Regions from separate parts of the Mus musculus genome. Here regions 1 and 2 are each linked to region 3. A link is a loop called in an ENCODE intact Hi-C map of the cell type or tissue named here. Cell type or tissue: gastrocnemius. All regions are shown on one strand. Each heading gives the region's core, and the rest is flanking DNA. Links, peaks and the distances in the headings are about the cores only.

Region 1 (10,505 bases), core at 2,506-10,505, 110 kb after region 3:
AGGCCAGTGATTAAAGGGTATGGGCCTGAGAGGCTGGGAAGATGACTCAGTTCCCAGCACCTGCCTGTGGCTCCAGGTCCAAGGAATCTGTTGTCCCTTTTTGGCCTCCATGGGTGCAAGCACACTGGTGGCATACACACACATAAGTAAAAATCTTTATTAATAAACAATGTGGCCGTGCAGTGGTGGCAGAGCCTTTAATCCCAACACTTGGGAGGCAAGGGAAGGCGGCTCCAGTCCCAGGAGACTCAGTGCCCTCTCTGGCCTCTGAAGGCACCAGGTGTGCACGCAGTGTAAGAACACACTGGAAGACAGATGCTTATACACTAAACAGCCATGGCATTATAATACAAAGTGAGTAGTGGTGGACCCAATAAGGTTAAAAAATTCTGTCTCCCCAAAACATCTTTTACCCACGGCTTCCTCTGCTTGTTTGTGCTCTGTATTTTGGGGGAGGCAGGAAGTTTGTTAGCCCTTTTATTCCCCACCGCTGTGTGTGTGTGTGTGTGTGTGTGTGTGTGTGTGTGTGTGTGTGTGTATGCTCGCATGCGTGTGAAGTCAAAAAAGGGTCTCTAATGTCCTGGAATTTACTGTGGGTAAGAACTTCAAGAAGAGCATGGCCCAAACACTGAGCTGTCTCAGGAGTTTTGAACCGAGGACCTGGTACATGCCCTAGCACATGCTTGTCAACAACACTCTTCATCCTCAAAACACTTAAAAAAAAAGGGGAACTGGGAGATGGCTCAGCGGTTGCCTGACTCCAGTTCCCCGACGGTGAAAGGAAAAAATGGACTGCTGCTGCAAGTTGTCCTCTGATCCTGGTACACAGGACAACTTCCACCCCACCCTCACACCCCACCCTCACCCCCCGCCAGAGAAATAAGTATAGTTTCCAAAGTGTAAAAGCCCGAAAGGGGGCACACACACACTTGTTAATGCCAGCACTCAGGAAGGAAGAAGAGGTAGAAGGATCTGGAGTTCAAGTTGGAGGACAGCCTGGGCTACAGGAGACCATCCCTAAAGACCAAAAGGTAAAATAAATAGTTCACAGGCACTAAAAATAAATCGTTTGCCCTGACAGGAAAGAAAGAGAATAAAAGGGAAATTGGCCCTGTTTATAGAGGTCATTGGAAGGTGAAACACTTAACAAAAGATAGCCACAGATTGCCTCTGTTTCTCATTGGGGAGGGGAGGGGAAGAAGGGGGAGGTCTCAGGAGGGCAGTGAGAAGGTGGCTGTGTGTGACCTCAGGCCACCGGACAGGCCCACTGTCTGCAATTACGAAAGCACCCACAAGACGAGAAGGAAGTGCAAGGGGCCTGATGCAAGTCACCCTTGGAACTTTCCACAGCCTGTCGCCTGCCGGGCCAGGTGCACAGCAAGCCTGGTAGTTTCACTGGACTTTCCAGACCATGCCGTTAGGGACTGAGTGTGGCCCAGACTTCAATGGCCAGCATTGGAGAGCCAGCCTGAGTGCGAGCCAGGGCTACCAGGTCTACTACTGTTCTCAGCTCCTTACTGTAGTAGAACTTACCCTCAGGGCTGGGTGTATCAATAGCCCCACCCTACCCCCCCCCCCCATCCAACTGGAGACTGAGAGAGCAAGATTGAGAATTCCAGGGTAGCCTGAATAGCTTATCTTAGAACGACAAGAAAGGTTAGTGATGTAGCTGGGTGGTAGAGCACTTTGCGGGGGTGGAACACCAGAGACGGGCTAAAGACGTGGCTCGGAAGTAGAAGGCTCTGTACTTTTAGAATCTTCAGACTTGCACCATAACCTGGCCCCACCCACTTTCTCTGGGTCCTCGCCAGAGTCATTATAAGGAGGCACAGCATTGTGCCAGTCAGGTTGTAGACAGAAGAAGTCTTGAGACCTGTGACCCTGGTGACCTGGTAGCTTCTGAGCCACCCACTGGGGAACAGGAGAGGGCAGAGGCACTGCCTTACCTCCCACCCCACCTCTGCTGCTTTAAAGTTCTTTTCTTTTTTTTTAAGATTTATTTATTTATTTCATGTATGTGTGTACACTGTCACTGTCTTCAGAAGAGGGCATCAGATCCCCATTACAGATGGTTGTGAGCCACCACGTGGTGGCTGGGAATTGAACTCAGGACCTCTGGAAGAGCAGATAGTGCTCTTAACCACTGAGCCATCTCTCTAGCCCCTGCCACTTTATTTTTCTAAACAGGGTTTCTCTGTGTAGCCCAGGCTGTCCTGGAACTCACCCTGTAGACCAGGTTAGTCTCTAACTCAGAGAGCCGGCTTGCCTCAGCCTCCAGAGTGCTGGGATTAAAGGCATGTGCCACCACCATCACCAGGCGCAGCCCTGCCCCCTTTAAAACTGTTTCACTATATCTCTGGCTGGCCTGGAACTCACATCTGCCTGCCTCTGCCACACTAGGGAGATACACAATGTTCTCTGTCCATCTGCTTCCTTCTCTGTCTGCATAGTCAGTCCACCGTAGTCACCACCATCAGTCCAGCCCAGGACCCAGGCTCACTCCTCCCAGGAAATCCGTCTAGTCAGCTCAGGGTGAGGCTCTGCAAGAGAGGCCTGCTGACCGCGGCTTTTTGTCTCTTCTCCTCCAGTGTTGGTGACATTAGAGTCCTCCTCCACTGCTGGAATTAAAGACACTTGCCACCATGGCTGGCTCCCAAGTTCCCTTCCAGGCTGAGCTGTCTGAGAAGTCAAATTCTTCTATGAAGGGCTAGTACACGGTCAGATGTTGTCTTACCTATGTGGGTGTCTACTGATGTCTACACCTGCGTGCAGACATCATCTCTCCGGAGTCTCCTTGGTTTCTGAGACAGGGTCTACTGCTAACTTAAAACTCACCTGGAGACTAGGCTGGCTGGCCAGTGAGTCCCAGAGACCTCCTGACTCTACTTATTTAGTGTAGACACCAGAAGTTAGGCAGTGGTGGCACATGCCTTTAACTACAGCACTCAGGAGGCAGAGGCAGGTGCATTTCTGAGTTTGGGCCAGCCTGGTCTACAGAGTGAGTTCCAGGACACAGGGCTACACAGAGAAACTCTATCTGGGAAAAACGAAAAATAAAAAAGTACATACTTTCCAGGCTAAGGGAGGGCTCCGTGGCTGCGACTGCTTCTCTCTCTTGCAGAGGGATCTAACTTCAGTACCAAACATCAATGTCTGCTATTTCACAACTGCCTATAACTGCATCTACACACACACACAAACACACACACACAGAGGATTCTGAGCTTTTCTTTATTTTTTTAAAAAAGTTTTTTTTTTAAATGGTTTTTCGAGACAGGGTTTCTCTGTATAGCTCTGACTGTCCTGGAACTCACTTTGTAGACCAGGCTGGCCTCGAACTTAGAAATCCACCTGCCTCTGCCTCCCAAGTGCTGGGATTAAAGGTGTGTGCCACCACACCTGGCTTTTTAAAAAGATTTATGTATTTATTTTATGTATATGAGTACACTGTAGCTGTACAGATGGTTGTGAGCCTTCATGTGGTTGTTGGGAATTGAATTTAGGACCTCCCCTTGCTCAGGTCGGACCCTCTCACTTCAGATAACTCTTCTCTCTCCATCAGTCCCTGCTTTCTCCGCCCAAAGATTTATTTATTATTATACATTGCAGATGGTTGTGAGCCACCATGTGGTTGCTGGGATTTGAACTCAGGACCTTCAGAAGAAGAGCAGACAGTGCTCTTACCCACTGAGCCATCTCGCTGGCCCTAAACTTTTCTTTAATGTAGGTTCTAGAGATAGAACTCAGGTCCTCAGGCTTGTATGCCAAGGACTTTATCTGCGGAGCCATGTCCAGTCCTGGTCCTGTAAAGACAGGACTTCTAAAGTCAATCTCACGTAGGCCAGGCTATCTTCAAACTCATTATATAGCTGAAGCTGGCCTTGAACCCTTGATTCTCCTGCCTCTACCTCCCAAGGGCTGGGGTCACAGGCTTTTTTTTTTTTCCTGAGATAGGGTTTCTCTGTATAGCCCTGGCTGTCCTGGAACTCACTTTGTAGACCAGGCTGGCCTCGAACTCAGAAATCTGCCGGCCTCTGCCTGCCACCACACCCAGCTTTTTTTTTTTTAAGATTTATTTATTTATTTTATTAATCTGAGCATGCTGTAGCTGTCTTCAGACAACACCAGAAGAGGGCATCAGATCCCATTACAGATGGTTGTGAGCCACCATGTGATTGCTGGGAATTGAACTGAGAACCTCTGGAAGAGCAGTCAGTGCTCTTAAGCACTGCACCAGCTCTCCAGCCCCATGTTTGTTGGGGGTGGTTCAGAACTGTAGAGAGGCCCCAGTGCCTGGGTTGGGCCATGGTGTCGGTAGAACAGGTTTCTGTGCTTCAGGGCCCCTGGCTGCCCCACCACTCTGTTGAAGCTCAAAAATTCTCAGAAAGTGAAAGACTAAGTCTAAGAGCCTCCTGGGCCTTCCCCGCCCTTACCCCACAAGCAGCAGAAACCACTTCTTCTTTTTAGTGTATTTAAGGCCCAGCCCAGGCTATAGAGAGAAGTGTCCCTGTCACGGCCCAGCCATGGGGGACACCTTCATTCGCCATATTGCCCTGCTGGGCTTCGAGAAGCGCTTCATCCCCAGCCAGCACTATGTGAGTAGCCTAAGAGTGCCCTGCAGGAGCGCATAGTGGGGACAGTGCTATCACTCTGCTGCTACCCAAAAACCACCTGGACCAGGGAAGGAGATGAGAGGAAGGGAGACCAGGGAAGGATGTGAGGGGAAGGGGGACCAGGGGAGGATATGGGGGGAGGGGTCCAGGGGAGGATATGAGGGGGAGGGGGACCAAGGGAAGGATGTGAGAGGGAGGGGGATCAGGGGAGGATATGGGGGGAGGGAGAACAGGGGAAGGATATGGAGAGAGGGAGACCAGGGGAAGGATGTGAGAGGGAGGGGGGACCAGGGGAGGATATGGGGGGAGGGAGAACAGGGGAAGGATATGGGGAGGAGGGGTCCAGGGGAGGCTATGAGGGGGAGGGGGACCAAGGGAAGGATGTGAGAGGGAGGGGGACCAGGGAAGGATATGGGGGGAGGGAGAACAGGGGAAGGATATGGGAGGAGGGGTCCAGGGGAGGCTATGAGGGGGAGGGGGACCAAGGGAAGGATGTGAGGGGGAGGGGGACCAGGGGAAGATATACCTCCGTGGGGACCTCTCAGGCACAGGGCTTTCTTATCCTTGGGCTTCAGGCTTCTCTTGGGTGTTCACAAAGGACCCTGCCATGGTGAGCAGATACCCCTGTGCACCGTCCCAGCTGCCTCCCTCTCTGTCTTCACACTGAGCCCCCAAGCATGCCAGAGCTCAACCTTACCCTCTGTCCAGTGCCTAGGACCAAGGCTCATTCCTACCAGGAAACCTCCCTGTCTAGTCAGCTCCAGGAGTGGCCCTGCATGGCAGCCTGCGAGGCCTGGAAACTGTGGCTTTTTTTTCTCTCCTCTTCTATGATATTGGTTACTGAGTTTGGATCCCTAGTAGGGGACGATGTCTCCCGTTTGCCCTGGGGAGATGAGGTCGAGGAATATCTGCCCATATATCTAGACTCTATCACTGGGTCTGCTCGGCCCAAGGCAGGCCAGAGATGGTGCCGCCCAGCACTTGTAAGCTGTTTACCTGGGACCCTCAGCAGTTAAGAGCTAAGTCTCCCCTCCCTCCTCCCTCCCTCTCTAAATATAAATGTTCTGAATCATTCCACAACCAAAAGCCACACCAGAAGAGGGGACAGCGGTCACCCTGGGTGTTTCCTTCATGTCCTCCATCCCTCCCCTGGAGACAATCACAGGGGTATTTTTAGACAGAGTCTCACAATGTAGCAAAACCCCCAAAGATTGCCTCACCACAACCCCTCAGCCTTCCATCCAAGGCTAAAAAGGCAGCCCAGGGGCACAGCATGGTCCTCGTGGGTGCTGAGTGCCCCTCTCGGCTCTAATGCCCCTCAGGTGTACATGTTCCTGGTTAAGTGGCAGGACCTGTCGGAGAAGGTGGTCTACAGAAAATTCACCGAGATCTACGAGTTCCATGTGAGTGTTGGGGGAGGGGCAGATTCGAACTGCAGCTTTGCCTCTGCCTTTGTGGACCTCAAGCTCAGCATGTATCTGAAGTCAGATTAGCCTGGGGTACCTAGAGATTTCCGAGGGCTACATAGTGAGACCCTGTCTCAAAATAAACAAATGAAGGAGACAGGGACAGAGGAGATAACACACACACACACACACACACACACACACACACACACACACACACACACAAAGGGGGTGGGTGGGTGGGAATGAGAATATTTCAATGGGACTTTTGTGGACCCAATGGCTCCCCCTCCCGGTGAGTGTTATGAACTGCTCCAACTTAGATCTTTTCGAGCACCCCTTTTGTTCTTTCTCATGTATCTAAGACTGGCTTCAAACTCATTACACAACAAGGATGCCTTTGAACTCCTGATCCTCCTGCCTCAATTCCTGAGTGTGTGCACCCCACGTCCCATTTCTGCAATGCTCAGGGTGGAACCCAAGACTGCGTGCATACTAGGCAATCTGTGCCACGGAGCCCAGCCCAGGTTTTCTTCTTCTATCTAGAAAATGCTGAAGGAGATGTTCCCCATTGAGGCCGGCGAGATCCACACAGAGAACAGAGTCATCCCACACCTCCCGGGTGAGAGCACGGCTTGAGCCCCTCAGCAGGGTCCTCTGCCCCAAGGGTTGCTCCTCCTCTGCTCTCTAAAACCCCTTTCCACACACTTTTGGACTTGTGTGAGTGTGCTCATGGGTCTCTGGCTCCCCCACCCAGCACCCAGGTGGTTTGATGGGCAACGAGCCGCTGAGAGTCGCCAGGGCACTCTCACTGAATACTTCAACGGCCTCATGGGACTGCCCGTGAAGATCTCCCGCTGCCCACACCTGCTGGACTTCTTCAAAGTGCGGCCTGATGACCTGAAACTGCCCACTGACAGCCAGTGCGTAGCCACCTCCCCCGGGGGGAGGAGACGGGGACAGAATGCACAGGGCGTGAGGGAGCCCCAAGTTCAGAGAGGGTGAGGGACTGCCCCACAGACAGACAGTGCTCTAAACCTGTGCCCTGGCCAACACTGCATCTACACAGGTCCATGTCACCATGAGGCATTCAAGAGGGGTCAGAAGGGACCCCCTCTCCCGGAAGCTTATGGGAGCCCCTCCCAGGCCAAGCATCTCTATCTTGCTGGCATAGAAGGCTGGCTTTGCCATCTCCCTTGGGTTTGCAGTACACTGAGCTTGCTCTGTGTGCCCCCTCCTAAGTATGGCTGCATAGACACCCCCCTCATTTGTAAGACACTCTGTGTCCCCACTCTGCCTCCACTCCCAGGGCTGGGCCAGTGGATTCCTTCTCTCTGTGGTGACCTTCCTTTCCCTGGTTCCTTTTTCTCTTGGAAAGTCCTCCTGCCGGTGTAACCTGAAACCCTCCCTTCTGGCCTGTTCTTTCTCCAGGGCGAAGAAGCCTGAGACATACCTGGTGCCCAAAGATGGCAAGAATAACGTAGCTGGTAAGAGGCTAGAGGTGCCCAGGGGCGGGGGAACCCAGGGGCGGGGGAACACAGATACTGTGAACAGGACATAAAGACCTGGAGTGTGGGGTTGTGGGGACAGAACACTGAGGAGGAGGGGCTATGGGGTCATGTCACCTTGGAGATTGGGGCTGTCATCACCAGCATAGTCCAAGGCAGGAGAATCAGGAGTTCAAAGTTATCTTTGGCTCCATACACTGAATTTGAAGCTATCCTGGGCTACATGAGACCCTGTCTCGAAAGACAAACAGGGCCAGGTGTAATGATGCCTTGAGTCTAGTGCCTGCATGAATTCCAGTCCAACTTGATCTACGTAGTCAGTTCCAGGCCAGACCTACACTGTGAGACCCTGTCTCAGAACAATGCATTTGAAAGCCACAGAGGCTGGGCTGGAGAGATGGCTCCCCAGTTAAGAGCACCGACTGCTCTTCCAAAAGTCCTGAGTTCAAATCCCAGCAACCACATGGTGGCTCACAACCATCCTAACACGATCTGATCCCCTCTTCTGGAGTGTCTGAAGACAGCTACAGTGTACTTATGTATAATAAATAAATAAATCTTAAAAAAAAAAAGCCACAGAGGCACTCTGGGGGCATGCTAACCTCATCCGCCATCATGAGCTTGGCTGATCTCCAGTTTGCAGTGTGTGACAACTCCCATGAGCCTGGAGCTGGGTAGCTTCTCATGTTTTCCTCGCTGTGCCCCCACGGGGGGGGGGGGCTGCCCTCCCTGCTGTGTCCATTCACCCTGCCCTCCCTCTGTGCAGACATCACAGGCCCCATCATCCTTCAGACCTATCGGGCCATTGCTGACTACGAGAAGAGTTCGGGAACAGAGATGACCGTGGCAACCGGAGACGTGGTGGACGTTGTGGAGAAGAGCGAGAGCGGTCAGCCCCACCCCCCACCCCGGTCTATTTTTTTTTTGGCGGGGCGGGGCGGGGGGAGCATATGTAGCCTCTGAGTTCATGCTGAGGCCCAGGTCACCTCCGGCCTCCATCTCAGACCTATCCCGTGCCTAGATTGCATTAAGGGGCGCTGTCCCACAGGCTCGCAGCAAAGTCCTCTGAGCTCGTGCTCAGGGGTGGGATCTGAGTGTAGAGTTTGGGGACATTGGTGAGTGTGAGCACTGGGTGTCCTCACCACTGTCGTGGAGGAGGAAGGCAGCCAGTCGCCACCCTCACTTTCTTCTCTGTGCCTCCCCCCACCCCCACCACATAGGCTGGTGGTTTTGCCAGATGAAGACAAAGCGAGGTTGGGTCCCTGCATCCTATCTGGAGCCCCTTGACAGTCCCGACGAGGCGGAGGATCCGGATCCCAACTACGCAGGTGCTTCCTGCCCTCTGAGGCAATAGCGGGTGTGGGGTGAGGGAGAGAAAGGGGGCTCTCCCAGTATTTTCAGCTTGGAGGCCTGGGTAGATTGTGATGGCGTTGGTCAGGAAAGAGGCAGAGCAGAGGGGCACAGAGAAGGCAGCCAGGACCATGTGAGCAATGTGGAGTCTGGTACCAGGGTGGGGGAGGGGAACAGAAAACTGAGCTGACAAAGGCTGGGAAGAAGGGCTTCCTGGAGGTGGCATTGACATGGACCCCCAAGGGTAAAGTTGGCACCTCCAGGGCTTGGATGGTCTGCACTGAGTTTGAAAGCAGAATTTTTTGGCTATGTTTTAAGACTTGGAGATTCCAGCTGGGCGTGGTGGCGCACGCCTTTAATCTAATCCTAGCACTTGGGAGGCAGAGGCAGGCGGATTTCTGAGTTCGAGGCCAGCCTGGTCTACAGAGTGAGTTTCAGGACAGCCAGGACTATACAGAAAAACCCTGTCTCGAAAAAAAAAAAAGAAAAGAAAAAGACTGGGAGATTCCACTGGATGTAGTGGGGCATGTCTGTCACCTCAGCTATTTAGGAGGCTCAGACTGGAGGAGCTGCAGTCCAAGGCTGCTGAGGCAGACTGCAGAGCATGTCCCAGTCTGGGCAACGTAGTGACATCCTGTTAAAAAATATTGTGGTGTGTGTGCACACGTGTGTTCATGCATGTGTGCGTGCATGTGTGTTTGTGTGTCTTTGGTGTGTGTACTTGTGTGTACTTGTGTGTGTATGCATGTGGTATGTATGTGTGTGTACATGTGTGTGCATGTGTGTGTGGGTGTGGATGTATTCGTGTTACTGTACTTTCTATTGGGGTGATAAATCCCCCGTGACCAGAACCAGGTTGGGGGAGCAAAGGGTTTATTTCATGTTACACTTCTAGGTAAGAGATCCATCAGTGAGGCAACTCAAAGCAGGAACTGGGGGCAGAAACTCAAGTAGAGGCCATGGAGGAACAGTGCTCACTGGCTTGCTCAGCCTGCTTTTTTATACAATCCGGGACTGCCCGCCCAGGATGGCAGTGCCCACATTGGGCTGAGGCCTCTCATATCTATTAAGCAAGAAAATGCCCCCACAGACTTGCTTTCAGCCCATTCTGATGGAGGTGTATTTTGGTAAAACCTCAATAGAGGCTACACTTCCCAGATGACAGCTTAGGCAAAACCAACTAAGCCCAGCGTGCATGCACACATACCCACACACCACATGAACACACATGCTAGCACTGGGAGTGTGTAGGTCAGTGGTAGAGCCCTTGCCTAGAATCCCCCAGTGAGGGGCTGGGGGCGTGGCTCAGTGGTAGAGCCCCTGCCTAGAATCCCCCAGGAAGGAGCTGGGGGCGTGGCTCAGTGGTAGAGCCCCTACCTAGAATCCCCCAGGGAGGGGCTGGGGGCGTGGCTCAGTGGTAGAGCATGTTCAGTTCATATTACAAGCCTTTGGTCCTATCCTTACAGTATATAAAATGTTATCTTAAAAAAAAAAACGTAGGGGCCCTCTTCTGGTGTGTCTGAAGACAGTTGCTGTGTACTCATATGAAATAAATAAAATAAAAAACTTAGAAAGGGAAAGCCAGAAAGAATAGCTCTGAGGGGACTGAGGCTGTGTGCTTGTGGTAG
Region 2 (10,812 bases), core at 1,462-9,461, 160 kb after region 3:
CACCAAACGCCCCCATAATCCTGGAGCCAACAAGCAAAGCCAGCCGCCGAAGGTGGAGCCAGAGCGCCGTTGCTAGGCAACCGCGATGGCCCCGCCCCTTCCCCTAACCAATCAAGGGTTTCTAAACACAGCGCAGGTACGTCAGGTGGCGCGTGACCTCGGCACGCACCGGGCGCAGCTTTCCCCGCCTCCTCGCCCCGTCACAACCAATCGAAAGCGAGATTTTGGTGCGCGCCTGGCGTGCGAAAGTCGCCTAACCCCACGTCTTCCCCGCCCCGCCCCCCACTCTTCACGGCCCGATCGCGGTAGGGAAAATGGGGGTCGGCGCTGACCACCGGGCGCCCGAAGGTCCCGCCACGCACCCCGAGAGATCGCTCTGCCCCGGCGGGGACTCCCGGAAGCGGAAGTTGTGAGGGAAGCGGCGGCGGGATACGCACCTGAGGGCCCTGCTTTGCGGGCCGCGCCGGGGGTCTGGAGCCTGGCTTGCGCGTGCGCAGCGGCTCTGCGCCGGCGACCGCAGCTCGGGGGCCGCGGGCGCCTCCTCTCCGCTCCCTTCCTGTTTTTCGTTTTTATTATTTTTTCTCCCTCTTTTTTATTTTATTTTTTGTCTTTGTTTGCTTCCTGGAAGGAAGGTCGGCTTCCCGCGCGTGGCCGAAGCACCCCCGGTGGGGACGGCCACTTCCGGTGCGCTGCAGGACGGCTTCCGCGAGGCCGCCGGCCGGGCTGCGTGGCGTGCACGTGGCTTCGCGCCTTCCCTGGATGTGCATGGCCGTTCTGGATAGATAGAGATATTTTAAAATGTGGTTGTGCGTGCACGTGGAAGCGGAGAGGTCACCCCACGTGTTACTCAGGCACCCACTCCCCCCACCCCCCGCGACAGAGTTTTTCTTGTAGCCCTGGCTAGCCTGCGTTGTAGACCAGGCTGGCCTCGGACTCAGAGTCCACTGCCTCTGCTTCCCGAGTGCTGGGATTAAAGGCGTGCGCCATCACACCACCTACCTTTTAGGACATTGCATTTCCTTTAAAACTAATTTTTGTGCCTGTGTCAGTTCTATGTTCTTGTGTTTGCGTGGCTGCATGTCTCGGGAGCTATTCGTAAAGCACCATCTGTTGTAAGTATTTTGCCACCCTGTTTATATGCACCACGGGGAGGCCAGAAGAGGTCACAGTATCCCCTGGACCAGGAGTTTCAGACGGTATGGATGCGGGAACTGATCAAGTGTTCTTAACCACGGAGCCATCCCTCCAGCCCCACTTTACAAGGGTTCCAGTTTTATTTGTTTGTTTGCTTTAAAATATACTGGAAAGGGGGTTGGAGCAGTGGCTCAGCTGTTAAGAGCTGATAAGTGTGCTTTCAGAAGACCAGTGTCTGTGTCAAGCACAGCACACGTGCCTGTAACTCGCATTTCCAAAGGATTGGAATCCTTTGGCCTCTGTATGCACCCACACCCGCTTAAAAAAAATAAAATATTTAAAAAATACTTTTAAAGATTTGTTGCTTGGTGTACATGCCATTAATACTAGCATTCACAAGGAAGAAATAGGCAAATCTCTCTGAGTTTGAGGCCAGCCATGACTACATATAAGATCCTGTCCCAAAATAAAATGAGAACACTTTGTTCATATCAGGAAAGGCTGTGTAGCTTCCGACATAGTTTGTATTTGCTCGTGTTCTTGAGCTGGCTCCAATAAATCCTTTCCTCCCAGGTCACAAGTGGGTCACTGATTGCTAGATCCTATGGTGTTCGTCCAGCCTGAAAATCTCTTGCTCTGGCTACTTGTCAAAATCAGGTCACTCACCCTTGCAATGTGGCCTTTTAGGGCACAGTGCTTGGTGGCTGTTCTGGCTCCCACTCAATCTCCTTTCTTCCCACTCTCAGATTGCCATGACGTTTCCTACTTTCTGTCTCCAAGCTCTGCTGTCTGCCCTCAGTCCTTGACTTACTTAGTTTTAGGATTATTAAATAACATTTCCGTGTTGGGTGGTAGTACAGGCCATTAATCCCAGCACTCTGGAGGCAAAGGCAGGGGGATCTCAGAGTTCAAGGCCAGCATGGTCTACAGAATAAGTTCCTCGATAGCCAAAGATATGCAGAGAAACCCTGTCTCAAAAAGCATAACAATAACAACAAAACAAAAAAAAAAAGGCCCCCAAAACATTTACAGGATTTACAGGTCTTCAGTCTAGACCAGTCCTCTGAACTGGAGATCTGTGTAGCCAGAGTCTGTTTTGAAATCTCCACTCTCGAGATGACCAGCCTCAGGAGGACAACATGGCGCACCCTCTCCCTAGTCTTCTCCTCCTCCCTATCTCAAGGTCACAGGTTTCAGCCTACAATACTCGGATCCCATGGGATGGGAGCAGGTGCTGGAGGGCCTGCTTCATTTCCTGACAGGAAGCAGAGGAAGGAAGAGGGAGGGAGAGGGGGAGGAGAAAGGAGGGAAAGGAAAGGCAAGGCAAGAAAAAAGAAGAGACTTAGAGCTACATCATCAGTGAGCCACTTCCTCCAGCTAGGTCCTGAAATTTCCAGAGCACCCCAAATAGGGTAATCAGCTGGGGTTCACGTTTTCAATATATGGACTGGGGAGGACACTACCCCGACCATAATAGCTGGTTGAATTTTCCTCCCTCCACCACCCCCTGCCCCTCCCCCCTCTTCCTTCCTTCCTTCCTTCCTTCCTTCCTTCCTTCCTTCCTTTCTTTCTTTCTTTCTTTCTTTCTCTTTCTCCCTTTCCTTCCTTCCTTATTTTCTTCTCTCTCTCTCTCTCTCTCTCTCTCTCTCTCTCTCTCTTTCTTTCTTTCTTTCTTTCTTACCAGGCTGGCCTCCAACTGCCTCCTGAGTGCTGGGGTTAAAGACTTAAGCTACCACATCTGAGTAAATATATCCTAACTTATTAAAAAGAAATAGCCAGGCAGTGGTGGCACACATCTTTAATCTCAGCACTGGAGAGACAGAGGCAGGTGGATCTCTTGAGTTGGAGCCAGCCTGGTCTACACAGCAAGTTCCAAGATATAGCCAGGGCTATACTGAGAAACTCCCACCTTGAAAACAAACAGGAAAAGAAAAGAGGGGAGGGAGAGAGGAAGGAAACGGACACACACAAGTGTGTGGTACCATCTGGACTCCATGTGGACATGTGCACACACAAGCACACAGGTCCTAAAATAAAATAAAAAGCACTACTCGGGAGGCAGGGGCAGGAGATCTCTGTGAGTTCAAGGCCAGCCTGATTTACACAGCAATCTTCACGTCAGCCAGAGCTGCATAATGAGACCCTGTCTCAAAAGTTATAAATAAGCTACACATTGCAATCATAAAACATAAGCATCAGCAAGAGAGGCTAATTAAGAAAAGTGGGTCGTGTTTAGCAACCAGCAGAGTGCAGGATCCGCTCAGGCTGGTGGCCCGCACCCGTGGTGACACTGGTGAATGCTGCCTTCATGAGCAGGAGAACTCAAGGGTGAAGTGCCATTACGACTGTAAGTGCTACTACTATAGTAGTTAGCGTCTCTCAATTAACTCAGGAATTTAATGCAATCTCAATAGTAAAACCCAGTGGAATTTTATTACTGCTACTTGACAAGATGACTTTTAAATTTTCATGGAAGTAAATGTTACGCATAGCAAAGTCAATTTGGTGAGAAAAGAAAAGAGAACAAAACAGGCACCCTTGAATAAAAATGAGAACATACGGCACAGCTTCCGGAGCCTTGTTGTAGGATGAATTCATTTTTTTCCTTCCCCTGTTTTATTTCCAGACAAGGTCTCATTGTAGCCCAGGCTGGCCTCAAGCTCACTATGTAGCCAAGGATGACCATGAACGGATCCTCCTGCCTCTGCCTTCCAAGTGCTGAGAAGAGAGGCTTTTGCTCAGTTCATGTTCATCTTCCTCATAGATTCTAAATAGTATTTCAAACACTGAGATTATGTTTGTGGTAGACAATAAATTATTTTGGGGTAACGAGATATCCGCTTGGCCTCATGGGGTGGCACACACCCTCAATCCCAGCACCTCAGAGGCAAAGACAGGTGAACTCTGAGTTCCACACCAGCCTGCTTTACATAGTGAGTTCTAGGTGAGCCAGGGCCATTCAGTCAGGTCTTGTTTCAAAAAGAAAAGAAAAAAAAAGTCTATTAACAGTTTTTAACTGTGGGGTGGTGAGATGGCCCAGAGGATGAAGGCACTTGCCTTTTGAGTCTGAAATTCTTGAGCCCATCCTTGGAAGCTCCATGGTGGAGGGCGAGAAGTGACTCCCTAAAGATGCTTTCTAACTTCTGCACGTAACGCTGTGATGTGCATTCACCCCCAAATACATAAATGGAACATATTTTATTATGTTTTAAGATTGAGACTGGACTTGGTAGTGCTTGCCTGTAATCCTGGCACCCAGGAGGCAGAGGCAGGAGATTCAGGAGTTCAAACAACACAGCAAATTAAATACTAGCCCGGGCTACGTTAGACCCTGTTTCAAAAACCACAAACATTTACTTCTGTTGGGCTCTGGCTAGAACTCAAGAACTTGCACATACTAGGTGATCATGTTATCACTGGGCCACACTCCCTGCTTCTGACTACAATTGTAAATCTCATTCGGAGAATTCGACTGTTGTGTCCCTTGTCACAAAACAAGAACCAAATTGATGGGCAAGCATCGCCACCTAGTGGCCATGATTCACACTGTAGATGTCCTCTTGGTTGCAATTTTCGAAGGTTTTTTTTTTTTTTAAAACTTTTATTTATATGCATGTGTGCATATCTGTATGAGTGAATGCCACATGTGTTCAAGGGACCCTGGAGACAAGACGTCTATGTCAGAATCCCTGAAGCTGGAGTTGTTAGGTGGTTGTGAGTCACCTGATATGGGACCTGGGATCCAAATTTGAGTCCTATGCAAGTGCAGCAAGCACTCTTTTTTTTTTTTTGGTTTTTCGAGACAGGGTTTCTCTGTATAGCTCTGGCTGTCATTTGTAGACGAGGCTGGCCTAGAACTCAGAAATCCGCCTGCCTCTGCCTCCCAAGTGCTGGGATTAAAGGCGTGAGCCACCACACCCAGCTTTTTGGCTACTTTTATCTTTCGAACTAGGGTTTCACTATGTCAGCCAGACTGGCCTGGAACTAGGTATGTAGACCAGACTGGCTTCAAACTCAGAGATCTGCCTTTCTCTGGCTTTGGAGTGGTGAGAGTAAAGGTGTACACACCGGGCATGGTGTACAGTTCCTCCTTCACCATGCCTGCCTGGATACTGCCATGCTCCCACCTTGATGATAATGGACTGAACCTCTGAACCTGTAAGCCAGCCCCAATTAAATGTTGTTTTTATAAGACTTGCCTTGGTCATGGTGTCTGTTCACAGCAGTAAAACCCTAAGACAACACCTAATGACATCGTTCCACTCACACACCAGCTCCTTGCCAGACTGTTTAGTCAGGAAAGATACTTTGGCATCCGTAAACCGTCTTCATCCTCTTTCATTTTGCCCTCCATAGTCCAGATCTTTTTTGGGGAGTGGGGATGGGATAGGGTTTCTCTGTGTAGCCCTGGCTGCACACAGTCCTGGAACTCACTCTGTAGACCAGGCTGGCCTCAAACTTACAGAGATCCACCTGCCTCTGCCTCCTCGGTGCTGGGATTAAAGACCTGTGCCACCACTGTCCGGCTTTGGTCCATATCGTAAGACACACACACGTCCTCACTTCTTGCCTTGGCTTTCCGGGGTTGGATTGACTTTGCTTTCAGTTTATACTGGGAAGTCAGGTCCCTCCTTGTGAGTATCAAGTGTCTTTCTTGGTCCATGCTCTGCTCTCCTGAGACCTGACCTGAGACTGATCTGGATACTGTAAGCTGAAGCTTATGAATCTTGCAGCCGCATCCTGTGGTGAAGCATCCCCTTTGGGGAAGGACTTCGCCTGGATTCTAAACAACAGGAGGTGTGTCCCTTATCACATGAAAGCAATAGGCCAGCTGACTGCCGGCCTTCTTGGTGATTTACATCCCCACTGTAGCGGAGAGCTCTGTAAAGCTCTTTTCTGGGTGCCCCACCTTTTAGTTTACTTTGCATTTATTTTGTGTGAATGTGTGGGGAGATGCCCATGATGCTGAATCGGCCCGGAGGTCAGAGGACAACTTGCAGGTGTCTGTTCTCTCCTTCGGCCCCCACGTGGTGGTCCTGCCTGGGATTTGGGCTTGGCGGCACACACCTATGCCCTAAAGCCATCCTGTTTGTCCCCCATGTATCCCCTTATCTCATTGGAGGATTTTGCTTTATGAAACAGTGCTACATCCTGGCAAAGCGGTAAGAACGCAGCGATGCCACACTTCACAGACTAGGTGTGTAACATATCCTTGAGCTTGTCTTGGGATTAAGTACACATTGGATGAAGTATGGGGCTTCAGATGGACCTCAGTTGACAGTGTGTTTCTAGCATGCAGGATGCTCTGGGTTCCATCCCAGGACTGTGTAAACTTGGCATAGTGGTGAACACTGGAGATAGGCAAAAAGGTCAAGAGTTCAAGGCCATCCTTGGGTACATAATGAATTCAAGCTCAGCCTGGGCTACATGAGACCCATCTGAAGGAAAACTAATTAGTACGTTCCTGTTTATCAAGAAATACACACTAAGGATGAGCAAAGGGAGTTCGGGGGGAAGGATCCACTCTGTATTAGGGGATAACTTTTAGGAAGCCCTGCCATGGACTGTAGTCTTTATTTCAGGGACTGAATTTCTCTGTGTAGCCTTCATGCTGGAATTGAGATCTAAAGGAAGTAAGAAGGGCCCCTGGAAGCCAGGTGTAGTTTAATCAGGGTTGAACCTGGCACACTGGCATGGGTCTGTAATCCCATCACTTGGGAGGCTGGGGTAGGAGAACTGTAGTGAGGTAGAGGCTAGCCTGGGTTACAGAGTGAGACCCTGTCTTAGAAAAATATTCAATTAGAGGGCTGGAGAGAGGGCTCAAGAGTTAAGAACACTGTGCAACAACAATGACAAACAAAACAAAATACTGTTTACTCTTCCAGAGGACCAGAGTTCTAATTCTAGCATTCACATGGGGGTGTGTGGGAGTGGGGTATCAACTGTAACTGCAGTTCTAGAGAATCTAACACCCTCTTCTGAGGCCTCCACAGACACTATACACGCAGGGTACACAGATATACATGCAGGTAAAGTACCCATATGCATGAAATAAAACCGCCTAAAATAAACTAAATCAACCAATCAGTGCTGGGTATGGTGGCACACACCATTCAGGAGGCAGGGGCAGGTTTGAGTTATCCTGGTCTACAGGAACAAAGCAAGTTCCAGGCCAGTTAGGGCTAAATAATGAGATTCTGTCACAAACAAACAAACAAACAAACCATATATATTAATAGGTTTTCTTTCTTCTAGGGTGGTTTGCAATTTGCAGCAATATTCCTGCCTCAGCCTAAAGTTGGGGTTACAGGTGTGAACCACTGTGCCCAGCTACCTTCCCCAGTTTTGCTTCCATGAGATAAGCATCTAGGATGTTCCCTCTGTCTCCTTTCAGTATTTATACAAAACACTTCTTGGAATTGGGAGAGTAGTCTGTGTTAACCTATACCCTAAGGATGTGTGAGGACCTGGGTTCAATTCCCAGCTCCACCTAAGTAACTCCACACCAAAACTAACACACACACACACACACACACACACACACACACACACACAGAATTTAAAAAGGGGCAGTAAGAATCATAGAACACTTCACAGACATCTTCAAATAATAGCTTGACACTCATTTAAGTCCCCTACTCATGGATAGACGGTGAAGCCATAGCCTTCTCAAGTCTTTGCTTTCCTGGAGTAGTAATCATCTGCCAATAGTAAACATGGTTGTCTTTCCCTTAGCGCGTCGCCTTCAGCCAGTAGTAAGCATGGCCGTATCTACTTCCGCCAGGCTAGAGGTCAAGGGTGACACAAGATGGCGGCGCCCATAAGCGGTTGAGGCGTGACGCGGAGGATGTTGGCGGCGGCCCGGGCTCTGCGGGGGCCGCGGCCGAGGTGGCCGACACCGGCTCGCGAGCACTGGACACCGGCCGGCCGTTCGCGGAGCCGGCGAGAAGCGGCCGAGGCCGAGGCGGACGTTCCGGTGTTTCAGTACGTGGGCGAGCGCGCGGCTCGCGCCGATCGCGTCTTCGTCTGGGGCTTCAGCTTCTCCGGGGCGCTCGGGGTGCCCAGCTTCGTGGTGCCGTCCTCGGGGCCTGGACCGCGCGCCGGCCTGCGGCCCCGACGCAGGATCCAGCCGGTCCCCTACCGCCTGGAGCTGGATCATAAGGTGGGGGCAGTGGCATCCTCGCTGGCATCTCTTAGGGAACTTTCTTCCCCGCGTGGCCGGATTTCCGGGAGCAATGACCTCCGAGATCCCGGGATCTGCAGAGGGAGGCATGAGGGGTGGCTGCCGAGAAGTCTGTTTCTCCCAGTGCTCCGTCCTTCACTGCTGAGCCTGTTTATCACGTCTGTGGATCTTGGGGTCTCGTTCAGCATTTTTAGCAGTTTGCTTGTGGCTCGAGAGAGTTTGGTGTCTTCCCTTACTTTCTTGCCCATTGGCGTAGCTTGACAATCGCACCAAGGATTCTGCCCTTAGATCATTCGCTCAGGCCCCCCCCCCCCCCAAAAGGCCGGAGCTGTCACCTCCCAGTTACAGAGGATGAAAGGGAGTAGCAGAGAGGTCAAGTAAGGTCCAGGGCCCCACAGCTGGGTGTAAATGGTGGTATTTGTAACTTAGACTAGACAGCTCCCTTGAGGGACGGGACATTCCACAGGTCGGAGGTGTGTCGGCTAGAGTCAGTGATGGGCAGCCGGAAAAGGAGATGCTCATCTGAGCGGTTAGAGGGGAAATAGGAGGTTGCCCATGGAGCTTCTAAGGTGGCTCACGCCTTTAATCCCAGCACTTGGAGGCGGAGGCAGGCTAATTTCTGAGTTCGAGGCCAGCCTGGTCTACAGAGTTCCAGGACAGCCAGGGGTACACAGAGAAACCCTGTCAAAAAGGGGGGGCGGGGAAGAGGCTCACTTTTCAAAAGGGCTCAGCCCGGCAGCCGTGGTGGCTCACATCTGTAGTCCCAGGACTTGGACTGGACGGTTGAGACAAGAGGATTGCCACAAGTTGTACTCTAGCTTGGGCTACACAGTGAGACCCTGTCTTTACCCTCGAAATGCTGTTATTATAGCCGTGTGCAACCGTTTCTGGTTTAAGTGGTGCTGGGGACGGGGAACCCAAGGGTTTTTGCCCTACAAGCACTGTGTCCACTGAGCTACTTTCTCCCTCCCAGTTCTCTTTTCTATACAGAGGTCTTTTTGCTTCTAGCTACCTGGTTGTGTTAACATCTTTAGTTGGAAACAAACAAACAAGCACCCACTCACCCTTTCTTTTGGTAGCAATAAAAAGTATTTATTTATACTTTATAGAAGTGTGGTTTGTGATGGTGGGAGTCAAACCCAGGATTGTGTCACATTGTTAAAGGCAAGTGTTCTACCACTGAGCTATACTGCCAAGCCCTACAGTTTTTTAATTTATTTTTTCTGATGTGTGTATCTTCTACTTTGCAACTTTGCTGCAGTTGTTAAGTGGGTCTATACATTAAAAATATTTTTTATGCCTATGGCATTTTGCCTGCCTGCAACATGTCTGTATCATTTGTGTGCCTGGAGCCCATGGGGGCCAGAAGAGGCTGTGAGAGCCTGTAGATCAGGAACTACGGAAGGCTGTAAGCCATCTCTCCAGCTCTTGGTCCTTTTTGTTTGTTTTTTAGTTTGGTTTTTCAAGACTGGGTCTTCCTATACATAGTTCTGATGGTCCTGGAACTAGCTTGGTAGACCAAGCTGGCCTTGTAACTGACAGAGGTCCACCCACCTCTGCCTCTTGAGTGCTGGGATTAAAGCCACCAACCTGGCCCCAGCCCCTGTTCTTACAGACTTTTGTGTATTTCTTAGTGTTTTTTATGTCTGGGTTGCCTGTGAATAGAGGTAGTTTTATGGACTTGTTTCTAATTGGGTGCTTATTTTCTTTTCCTTGCTTGGTTTAATGGGGTGGAACTTTCATTATAGTGTGAAATTGGATTAGTAAGAGCTAACTCTTTTAAAATTTTGTGTTTTGAGACAGGGAGTTTATACGTAACCCATGTTGGCCTTAATCTCAGTGTGTGGTCCAGAGCGACTTTAAACTTGTGATCTCCCTGCTTTAGAATCCTGCTGCCTGCTGGCATTGCAGGTGTGAGACACCAGACCCGGTCTTATCTAATTCTTGCTTGTGGGGAAGACATTCAGGAACCTCTCCGTAGACTGTGGCTGGAAGCCCCCTCCTGGTACATTATAATGTCAGTGTTAGGGGACACTGTTAGATACTGCTCAAAGCTTCTCACACATGAACAGAATAAATGGCACCGTGTGCCCATCAAATGATTGTTGAGTATTAAATAAACAGGCATCACTAAACATGAGAATAATCTTAGTGTGCTGGGCATAATTTTTAGACCTATAGGGGTCGGTCTGTCTGTCTCTCTCTGTGTATGTCTGTTTGTCTGTCCGTTGCTGTATGCTTGTCTGTGCATCACTTGCATGCCTGATGCCCACATAGGTCAGAAGAAGAGGGCATGCTATCCTGTGGAGCTGGAGCTACAGACAGTTGTAAGCAGCCACGGGCTGGGACTTGAACCCGAATCTTTCCTGCTTCCTCTCATGCCGTCCAGTTAGCTTCAGCCTCCCATGTAGGTCATCTCCGTGGCTCTCAAGCCGAGCCAGAAGGACGGTGGCTCTAGGAGGCTAGAAAATTGCAGTGCTGCAAGGTGTGGTGGC
Region 3 (10,812 bases), core at 1,837-9,836:
CATCTCTGCCTCTGCCTCTCTGCCTCTGTCTCTCTGCCTCTGCCTCTCTGCCTCTGCCTCTCTGCCTCTGCCTCTCTGCCTCTGCCTCTCTGCCTCTCTGCCTCTACCTCTCTGCCTCTCTGCCTCTGCCTCTACCTCTCTGCCTCTGCCTCTCTGCCTCTGCCTCTCTGCCTCTGCCTCTCTGCCTCTGCCTCTCTGCCTCTGCCTCTCTGCCTCTGCCTCTCTGCCTCTGCCTCTGCCTCTGCCTCTGCCTCGTGTGCCACTATGGCCTGGCATTCAAATTTTCATTTTTATTCGATTCAGGATTCCAGACACCCAAGTTAGAGTTAGGGCTTCTCACTTCAGTTAACCTAATCCAGACAGACTTGGTGATTCTAAATCCCATCAAGTTGATAAGATTAACCATGACACCTTATTTATTTAAATACGTATTTATGTATAGATGCTCTATGTGCATGTACACCTGCAGGCCAGAAGAGGGCAGCAGATCACATTATAAATGGTCATGAGCCACCATGTGGTTGCTGGGAATTGAACTTGGGACCTCTGGAAGAGCAGTCAGTGCTCTTAACTGCTGAGCTATCTCTCCCTGTGATGGTTTGAAATGCTTGGCCCAGGGAGTGGCACTATTAGAAGGTATAACCTTGTTGGAGTAGATGTGTCACTGCGGGCATGGGCTTTAAGACCTTCAACCTAACTGCCTGAAAGCCAATCTTCTCCTAGCTACCTTCGGAAGAAGTGAAACTCTCAGCTCCTCCAGCCTTAGGTCTGCCTGGATGCTGCCATGTTCCCACCTTGATGATAATGGACTGAACCTCTGAACCTGTAAGCCAGCCCCAATTAAATGTTGTTCTTTATAAGAGTTACCTTGGTCATGGTGTCGGTTCACAGCAATAAATCCTTAACTAGGGAACAGAAAATCCTCACATACATCAAGTGATGCTCTATGACCTTGCTCCTTTATTTAAAACTGTTGGTTGAATAAAGATGCCAACAGCCTATAACTGAGCAGAGCAGCAGAATGGGATTCTGGTGTGTCTTAGGACAGCTACATCAATAAAATAAATAAATCTTTAAAACAAGCAAACAACCAGGCAGTGGTGGCACACGCCTTTAAACCCAGCACTTCAGAGGCAGAGGCAGAGGCAGAGGCAGGTGGATCTCTGTGGGTCCGAGTCCAGCCTGGTCTACAGAATGTTACAGTGGAGCTACATGGAGAAACCTGTCTCAAAAATGGAAGAAAGAAAGAAAGAAAGAAAGAAGGAAGGAAGGAAGGAAGGTCTTGCGCGTGCCCCGATTCGCCAGCAAGAACGACGCTGCAACAGGATCCTTCCACACACGTTTATTGGGAGAGCTTGATTGCAGAGGCGAAGTGACCCCAAGCCCAGAAATGGTGCTGCTTATATAGGCCTAGGAGAGGCGTGTCTCACACCTGGATTGGTTATGCATGGGTTATGCTTACCACCTTATTTGCATGCCTACATCTGATTGGTTAACTTGTCTCTCATCTGATTGGTTAATTTTGGTTAATTCTCAAAACCTCATCTTGGCAAAAAAAACTTTACTGCCTATGTATGCGTGGTGGCCAGCGGTAGCCAGCGCCACCCTGCAACAGCACATGTGGCTTCCCACAGGAAGGAAGGAAGAAGAGACAGAACAAGAAGCAAGACCAGGACCTGGAAATGCTTATAAGCCTGAGACCTGCATTTGGATCCCCAGCACCAAAATAAAAGCAGGATTGGCAAGGCAGCCTGACTATAATCAAAGCACTGGAGAGGCAGAGACAAGTCACACCTGGGGCAAACTAGGTAACTAGATTAACCAGAATTAACAAATTCCAGGTTCCACAAGAGTCTTTGCCTCAGTAAATAAAGTAAGCAGAGATAAGGGAAGGCACCATTCATCAACTTCAGGCCTCCGCAAACACATATGTAAATGATTCACACACACACACACACACACACACACACACACACACACACACACAGGAGAATGCTTAGCGGGCTCATTTGTCTGACAATACCACCCACCACCAGATAGAGCCGTGCCTCCAACAGCGCCACCTGTCGGCAGCCTGTCTGTACAGGGCTCTTAGCAATGGCTGGCACAGAGCGGGGCAAGGCTCTGTAGTAGATGATTCCTTGTACGAAGTGGAGTTGAGGGCCTGGAGAGATGACTCAGAGATTAAGCGCCCTTGCTGCTCATGTAGAGGACCCGAGTTCTATTCTCAGCTCCCACATCAGGTGATTCACAAACACCTTGGGACCCAACACCTTCTTCTGGCCTCCTCCCTACATCTGCACACATGTACACACACATGCAGACAGGTACATGTGAATAAAAACAAAAGGAAGTAGAGGCCGGGCAGTGGTGGCACACGCCTTTAATCCCAGCACTCGGGAGGCAGAGGCAGGCAGATTTCTGAGTTCGAGGCCAACCTGGTCTACAAAGTGAGTTCCAGGACAGCCAGGGCTATACAGAGAAACCCTGTCTAGAAAAACCAAAAAAAAAAAAAAAAAAAAAAGAATTCTGTCTGTCCGGATGGTAGAGACACTGTTGATGTGGGAGATCTTTCTCCTGCAAGTCTGCCACTTACCAGCTCAGGAAGGAAGCAGGCTTCATCCCCTCCCAGGGCTTGGAGCAGACATCCCTACAGAAGTGCTGGGTTGGTCCATGACTGTTAACCCACTACTAGGAAGGTAGAAGTAGAAAGATTGGGAACTAAAGGTCAGCTTTGTGGAGTTTGAGGCCAGCCTGGGCTACCTGAGACCTGTCTCAAAAAAAACAGCAAAAATAAATAAAAATAGGGACAGGCCTGTGTCACTAAGCCTGGCTAGCCTGGCTAACAACTCACTCTTGGTAGGAATTCTGATCTGGGATTTAATGACTTGGGCATGACAGAGGCAGAGGCAAGTAGATCTCTGTGAGTTTAAGACCAGCCAAGATGACACAGTAAGGCCCTGTCTCAAAAGCAAAATAAAATAAAATTAAAAATAAGCCGGGCGTGGTGGCTCACACCTTTAATCCCAGCACTCGGGAGGCAGAGGCAGGTGGATTTCTGAGTTCGAGGCCAGCCTGGTCTACAAAGTGAGTTCCAGGACAGCCAGGGCTACACAGAGAAACCCTGTCTCGAAAAAAAAAAAATAAAAAAATAAAAAAAAAACAACGATTTCAGGGGCCAGTTAGATGTTCCGGCTTGTGACAGTGCTTGCTATCAAGTCTCATAACCTGAAATGAATCCCCCGGATCCACATAGCAGAAAGAAAACCAACTCTTTTTGAGGTGTCCTGTGACCTCCGTATGTGCACCATGAACACATACATACAACATATGGATACTGCATAGAGAATAATATAAAAACATTCTAACAATAAAGGCAAAGAAGGGAAGCAGAGCTGGGAGGTGCATGCTGGTAATCCCACCCTCGGGAGGCGGAGACAACTGGATCCGTATCAGCTCAAGAGGAGCAAGCCCTACGTGGCAGATTCCAGACTGGCCATGGCTCCATAGAGTGAAGCCAGCCTCAGAAAAATAAAAGTTAAATAAAAAAGGGAGTAAGGGATTGGCGAGATGGCTCAGCAGTTAAGAGTGCTTGTTGTTGACGAAAAGGACCCAGGTTCAGCTCTCAGTACCCACGTGGTTGATCACAACCATCCATAATTCTTAGATCAGGGAATCTGATGCCCTCTCTGACCTCTGACCTCCCCTGGTACCAGGCATGTATGTGGTACACATACCTGCAAGCAAGCAAAACACTCATACACCTAAAAGAAATAAAAATTAAAAATTTTTTTCAGTTAATGCCAGGCAGTGGTGGTACATGCCTGTAGTCCCAGCACTTGGAAGGCAGAGGCAGGTGGATTTCTGAGTTCGAGGCCAGCCTGGTCTAAGAGTGAGTTTCAGAACAGCCAGGGCTATACAGAGAAACCCTGTCTCAAAAAAAAAAAAAAAAAAAAAAAGCCGAGAGAGAAAGAGAGAAAGAGAGAGAGAGAGATCCTATCTCAACCCTCCCCCCAAAATATATTTTGGTTTTCTGGGTTTTTTTTTTTTTTTTTTTTTTTTTTTTTTTTTTTGGTTTTTCTAGACAGGGTTTCTCTGTGTAGCCCTGGCTGTCCTGGAACTCACTCTGTAGACCAGGCTGGCCTCGAACTCAGAAATCCACCTGCCTCTGCCTCCGGAGTGCTGGGATTAAAGGTGTGCGCCACCACGCCTGGCTTGTTTTTTGTTTTTTAATTAGGTATTTTCTTCATTTACATTTCAAATGCTATCCCAAAAGTCCCCCCATCCCCTCCCCCTCCCCCCCAAAATATTATATTAAAAAATGAGATGGGTTGTTGGATAAAGGTGCTTACTGTAGATGCTGGAGTCCGGAGTTTGATCCCTGGGAGCCGTGTGGTAGAGAGAGAACTGACTCTTGCAAGTTTTCCTTTTAGGTCCACAAACAAAGAAAACACAGAAGTAAGTAAAACGCGCGGGCACGCACGCACACACACATATTTTAACAGGAAGAATTTATTTATTTTATGTATATGAGTTCACTGTGGCTGTCTTCAGACGCACCAGAAGAGGGCATCGGATCCCATTACAGATGGCTGTGAGCCACCATGGGGTTGCTGGGAATTGAACTCGGGACCCCTGGAAGAGCAGTCGGTGTTCTTAACCACTGAGCCATCTCTCCAGCCCTGCACGCACCCTTCTAATACATAATTCAACTAGGGGTTTGGGAAGGAGGAAGAGGAAGCCCCTCCCCCCACTTTTGAATGGTGCCAGGGAAGAGGCAGAAGAAAGCAAAGCAACCACACGAAATTCTGAAAATTTTCCTCCCATGATTCCCCAGGACCTTGCTTCGCTGCTCAAATATTTCAGTGCAGAGCCTCAAGCCCTGCCCGGGCGGAGTTGAAGCAGTTCAGGCTCTGGCTCTGAGACGCTGAGGGATGGTGGAGGAAGCTGCACAGTCAGCAGACAGGAAAGCTCTGGCTGAGGAAGAGGAAATAGGAGCAGAGAGGCTGGAACGTGAGAGACCATTGCCACCCAGTCCCAGGCTGCAGAGCAACCCCCACACAGGGGAGGGGGCGCCAAGATCGGCTGACACAAGACAGGCCAAGCGCATCATCAGCTACAATGTGGGTGTGGTGTGTTTGCGTGCATATGTATATGTGTGTGTTTGTGGGGGGGTGGGTTCGCACGCATACACGTGTGGGTGTGGAGGTTTGAGGTTATCCTTCTGTGTCCTTCCTCTGCAGTCATCTATCTTGTTTGTTAGGTTTTGTTTGTAGATTTGTGCTTGCTATTTATTTGTGCATTTGTGGGTATGCCCTTTCTCATACATGCCCAAAGAAGTCTAAAGAGGGCTTTGAATCCCCTACCGCTAGAGTTAGAGGAGGTTGTGAGCCATCTGTTGTAGGTTCCGGGAAATGAACTCTGGTCTTCTATATGGGCAGGAATTGTGTTTAACCACTGAGCCATCTTTCCATCCCTTGCTTTAGTGGTTGGTTGATTGGTTTGTTTGGTTTGGTTTTTCGAGAAACTTTCTCTGTGTTGCCCATGCTGTCCTGTAATTCGAACACACAGAGATTGGCCTGCCTCTGCCTTCTGAGTGCTGCGATTAAAGGGGAGCAACCTCACCAACTTGCTTGTAGTAGTTTTTGACCCGGGTGTCTCACTGACCTGGGGCTAACCTAGGAGTCCCAGGGACACTACCACTGTCACCTATCCAACCCTGGGTTACGACCACATGTCACCACTCCTTGCTTTTGACATTGGCACTGGGGATCAAATTCAAGCCCCAAGCTTGCAAGACAATAGTGTACCGCTTTGAGCCACGCCCCCAGGCAGGGTCCCAGTATGTAGCCATGGCTGTCCTAGAACTCACTCTGTAGACCAGGATGTCCTGGAACTCAGAGATCCTCCAGCCTCTGCCTCCCAAGTGCTGGGATTAAAGGCATGAGCCTCCACTCCTGGCTGCTTATTTTTAATTAAAAAAAAAAAATTATTGGTGGAGCTGGAGAGAGGCCTCAACAGTTAAGAGCACTTACTGTTCTTACTGAAGATCAGGTTTTGTCCCCAGTATCTACATCGGAACTCCAGCTCCAGGGAGTCGAACGCCCTCATCTCAGAACTGAGATGTCTGCTATGGTGGTTTTAATCAGAGGTCACTAGAGAAGCCCACGTGCCCAAAGTGTGCGTTTATACAGAGTCTCCATGGGGTGGCAGCAGTTCTTCATGTACATGGAAAATTGATTTACTCAAATTTTTAATTATTTTTTTCTGGCAACTAAGGTTGTTTTTACACACATCAACTTTGCCTGCCTTGAAATAATACCTATCATTTAAAAGTATTGAAACTGGACAGACGCGGTGATGTACGTCTGTAATCTCGGCGTGAAGTTGAAAGTCATCGCCAGGGCTACATGGAACCCTGTGTCTGAGGGTAATTTGTATGGGCTGTGGAGATGGATAGGTGGGCGAATGCGCTTGCTGCCTGGTCCCATGAGCTGGGTTAGATCTCTTGGACCCGCATGGTGGAGGGAAAGAACCAGTTCTCATGGGCTGTCCTCTGATCTCCGCATGTGCACCATGATATACACACCTGCCCCAACACACAAACAAGTAAATAGATGTTAAAAACTGATAAAGGAAGGCCCGGGAACATTGGCCTCTGTCTCTCACAAGTTAGGTGCACACAACACAGAGAAGGTTTGTTTCCTTTCTTTTCTTTTTTTTTTTTTTTTTTTAGGATTTATTTATTATTATAAATACGTACACTGTTACTGTCTTCAGACACACCAGAAGAGGGCGTCAGGTCTCATTACGGGTTGTTGTGAGCCACCATGTGATTGCTGGGATTTGAACTCAGGACCTTCGGAAGAGCAGTCAGTGAGTGCTCTTACCCCCTGAGCCTTCTCACCAGCCCCTCTTGGGTCATTTCTAAGTTAAAAATTCAACTCCTATTCCCACTACTGGGAAGACTGTTGTATTTGCTGCCCTGTTGAATAAAATGAAGCAAGCTGGGTGTGGTATTATCTCCTGAAAGCGTTTCATGCTTTGGGACTGATGAAGTTTGTCCTATTTTCCTCTTTCAGGCTGGCTGTCCTGATTTCTTTTTTTTTTCCAGTAATTTATTATTTAGTGCCACATACATTTTTCGTGTGTGCCCTCGCATGCCGTCGTGTCTGTGCATGTCATGTGGCATGCATGTGGAAGTCAGAAGACAACTTGCATGAGTTGACTCTCTCCTTCCACCATGTGGGCTCCTGGGGTTCGACCAAAGGTCGCCAGACTTGGCAGCAATCGCCTTTACCCTCGGAGCCATCCCTCCTTCCCTTGTCTCTATTGTCTTCGGATTGATACTCATCTCCGCTTACACAGGGAGGAAACCAATCAGCAAATGGCCAGCCTTACAGGATTGAGACAGAGAACCAAATACAGAGTGGGTGGCCCTGACACTGGAGAAGGGTTTCAGCCTGAGAGTCAAGGGCTGGGAAGATTAAACAGCTGTGCAGGGGCTCCCCTCTGACTAGGTAAGGTTGTCACCTGAACTTTCTAAGCAGTTTTGTTTTGCAACAAGGTCTCATATAGCCAAGAGTGACCTTGAACTTCTGACCCTCTGGTCTCCATCTGCTGAGTGCTAGGATACCAGGTACAGCCAAGCCTAGCTCTGTTTGGTTTTTTCTTCGTTTTTCCGAGACAGGGTTTCTCTGTATAGATCTGGCTGTCCTGGAACTCAGAAATCCTGCTGCCTCTGCCTCCCGAGTGCTGGGATTAAAGGCGTGCACCACCATGCCCAGTTTAGCTCTGTTTTTAAATGTGTGTGTGTGTGTGTGTGTGTGTGTGTGTGTGTGTATGTGTGCATATGTGTGTATGTGGGTTTGTGTGCATGTGTGTGTGCACGTACCTGCCACAGTATGCATGTGGGAAGTGAAGATCATAGGTGTCAACTTCAGGAGTCAGATCTTTCCTATCGTCTTGGGTCTCAGACTCAGACTCGCAGGCTTTTCTGCGAGCTCTTCACTGGATGAACCATCTCACCAGCTCTGGACTGCTTCTCGAGACAGAGGCTTGCACTACAGCCCAGGGAGTCTGGCATTCACTGTGTAGCTCAGACTGGCTTTACACACCTGTATACCTACCTCCTCCTCAACCGCCTGACTGTTGGGCTTCATTAGTAAGATTCCATAGAGCACTCTCTGGCCTCTCTCTCTCTCTCTCTTTTGCCCCCCTTTCTCTCTCTTCATGTGTTCCCAGTCGGTCTTTTCCCTTCTTCCTCTCTTCCCTCTCTTTCTGTCCCTCTCTGTCCCCTGTCTTTCCCACAATCCCTTCTCATCCCCTCTTCTCATGCCCTCAAATAAAATTCATTTTATTAAAAAAAAAAAAAAAAAAAGACTTCATAGCAGCTGTGTAGTGATGGTGGAGCACCGTCTTTGTCCCAGCACTCAGGAGGCAGAGGCAGGCAGAGCTCTGTGAGTTCGAGGCCAGCTTAATCTACAGGGTGAGTTCCAGGACAGTCAAAGCCTCATAGAGAACCCCGTCTCGAACCAACGGGGAAGATAGTGTTTCACAGGAGCCTTTGCGTTTATTTATTGGGCAGAGGCACACATGTCTTAGCGCTGGTGTAGAGATCAGAGGACAACCTCCAGGAGTCGAGTCTCTCTTTTGAGCATGTGAGTTGAGGGGTTTGAACTCACAGTCCCCAGCCTTGGCAGCAAGCACTTTTATCCGATGAGCCAGCTCGCTGGCCCCATGGCATCCCTTCAAGCCTGCCTCTTTGCAGACTGACTCAACATTGAAAGTGGTTTGCTGGTGAGCTATAATTTGCTAGGTCTTTAATTTAATATAATTAAGGCATTCCTGAAATCCGTACCTCTGCAACAGAAGTCACCGAGGTGACTCCTCAGGGACGTGACTGCCCTAGCTCCCTTCTGTCTTGTGTGTCTCTGCCCTAAAGTGGTGCCAAAAATAACAGTTATACTCTGGGCTGCTGCTTTCCTGCACTTTTATTTTAATTTTAAAAAATGGAACTGCCTGGTTTTTTTCTTAATCTTTAGATTCATTTTCTTATTATTCTGTGTGTATGAGTATCCTGTGTGCCACGTGCATGTGTTGTGCCATGCGCGTGCTGGGAAGCAAACCTGGGTCCTCTGAAAGAGCTGTAAGGGTTCTGTTGTTGTTTTGTTTTTCTGTTTTTCTACACGGGGTTTCTCTATGCAGCCCTACTGTCCTAGACTGCTCTCTATAGACCAGGTTGGTCTCGAACTCACAGAGTTTCACCTGCCTCTACCTCCTAAGTGTTGAGATTAAAGGCGTATAACACCTCCTCCCAACTTTACACCTTTTAAAATTAATGTTTATTTAGTGCATGCGCGTGCTCGCGCATGTGTGTGTGCATGTAAGAGGGAGAGTGAGAACATACAAGTGTGCCATGGTACATACATGAAGGTCAGAAGACAATCTTCAGGAGCTGTTTGTCTCCTTCCACAGTGGGTTCTGGCGCTATGAACCCACATCATGAGACTTAAATGGCAAATCCCTTTAACTATTAGGTCATTTTGCAGGTCCTTTTTCAAATTAAATTGTGTGTGTGTGTGTGTGTGTGTGTGTGTGTGTGTGTGTGTAGGGCCTGGTATCACATGCCTTTCCAGCACTTGGGAGGCAGAGGCAGGAGAATCTCTATGAATTCTAGGGCTAAATAGTGAGACCTTGTAACAAGCAAACAAACAAACAACACTTTTTTTTTTTTTTTGGAAGATACTGGAAGTTGAACTCAAGTTCTTGATAACAGCCCTGGTTCTGTGAACTACATCCATCCTTAGCCTAAACATGATCATTTTTTACCATATATTCTTCCTTTTATGAAGACCTCAAGTGTGATCTACCACTGCTACACTGACAGCCCATCTCAACCACTTTAAAAACATCTTTACAGCCGGGCAATGGTGGCACACTCCTTTAATCCCAGCACTCGGGAGGCAGAGGCAGGCGGATTTCTGAGTTCGAGGCCAGCCTGGTCTACAGAGTGAGTTCCAGGACAGCCAGGGTTACACAGAGAAACCCTGTCTCGAAAACAAACAAACAAACAAAAAATCTTTACATAGCCAGGGCTCCACAGAGAAGCCCTGTCTCAAAACAAACAAACAAAAACAAACAAAAAAAACCAGTCAATCAACCAACCAGAAACTCCCACATCTTTAGTTTGTATAGTGTGTGTGTGTGTGGGGGGGGTGTATGCATGTTCGGATGTGTGAGTGAGGGTCTCTGCTCCCTCTCCACTCCACTGTAGGAACAACACACACACACACACACACAGAGCTTTCACATGGGTGCCAGGACTTGAACTCTGGTCCTCTCATGTAGCCTTCCCCAGCCTTGAGTAGGCTAGCCCAGACCTTGCTGCCACTGTGAATGAGACCACCTGGGGTGGAGCCTTCTGACCTAGATGGCTTTATTGTTCTGTCACCTGCTGCTGCTCTTCTCCAAGAAGCTGCTACCTGCTGAGAGACTGAACCTGTCTTCCTGAGAAATTCCTGAGATAGCGGACAACCTGTGGACTTGGCGACCTAATGCTAACAGCTCTGACAGACTAGTGCTAACAACTTAGCAACAAAGCATCAAGAAGCCTGGGGTGGCAGGGGATGGGCCTCCCCCCTTTATAAGAGCAGACTCTTAGTAAACTTTGGGCCATGATTGGAAATCTGTCTTGGTCTCATTACTTCTCGCCATTCTCTCCTATACAGCTCCGGCCTCCCATTCATGAACCCAGTTAGTGTGGCCGCAGGCAGCTACACTCATATTTATGCGGAACCTGCTTTCCTGACT

The links. Hi-C counts contacts between places; a loop is a spot of excess contacts. Peaks named below come from ENCODE experiments on the same cell type or tissue, not always from the same donor. Only the 100,000 strongest peaks of a DNase experiment are listed, where the experiment ranks them.
Region 1: it touches region 3 in a loop (2.8-fold over the local background); 9 of 42 quality-filtered maps call a loop at or near these places.
Region 2: it touches region 3 in a loop (7-fold over the local background); 38 of 42 quality-filtered maps call a loop at or near these places.

What each region holds. Positions count from the first base shown.
Region 1 is chr5:134,223,586-134,234,090 of GRCm38, reverse strand. It overlaps Ncf1 (neutrophil cytosolic factor 1), which reads left to right and starts at 4,466. Exons shown (of 11, transcript NM_010876.4): 1 at 4,466-4,595; 2 at 5,936-6,016; 3 at 6,566-6,641; 4 at 6,777-6,942; 5 at 7,451-7,506; 6 at 8,294-8,416; 7 at 8,748-8,855. The coding sequence starts at 4,524. LOC115490142 (a long non-coding RNA gene) reads right to left here. Exons shown (of 3, transcript XR_003955803.1): 3 at 9,842-10,505. In gastrocnemius, for the core only: a CTCF peak has its summit at 6,326 (motif pointing left); no DNase peak of the experiment used is centred there; H3K4me3 peaks cover 2,414 bases; H3K27ac peaks cover 1,410 bases.
Region 2 is chr5:134,173,884-134,184,695 of GRCm38, reverse strand. Rcc1l (reculator of chromosome condensation 1 like) reads left to right here and starts at 7,929. Exons shown (of 11, transcript NM_033572.2): 1 at 7,929-8,296. The coding sequence starts at 7,982. Gtf2ird2 (GTF2I repeat domain containing 2) reads right to left here and starts at 658. Exons shown (of 16, transcript NM_053266.1): 1 at 438-658. In gastrocnemius, for the core only: a CTCF peak has its summit at 4,667 (motif pointing left); DNase peaks (open chromatin) are centred at 4,654, 7,952, 8,287 and 8,801; H3K4me3 peaks cover 2,355 bases; H3K27ac peaks cover 3,661 bases.
Region 3 is chr5:134,336,908-134,347,719 of GRCm38, reverse strand. No RefSeq gene overlaps it. Among named protein-coding and RNA genes, the nearest start is that of Gm46925, 6.2 kb to the left of the region's middle. In gastrocnemius, for the core only: CTCF peaks have their summits at 2,078 (motif pointing left), 4,542 (motif pointing right) and 6,199; a DNase peak (open chromatin) is centred at 2,065; H3K4me3 peaks cover 776 bases.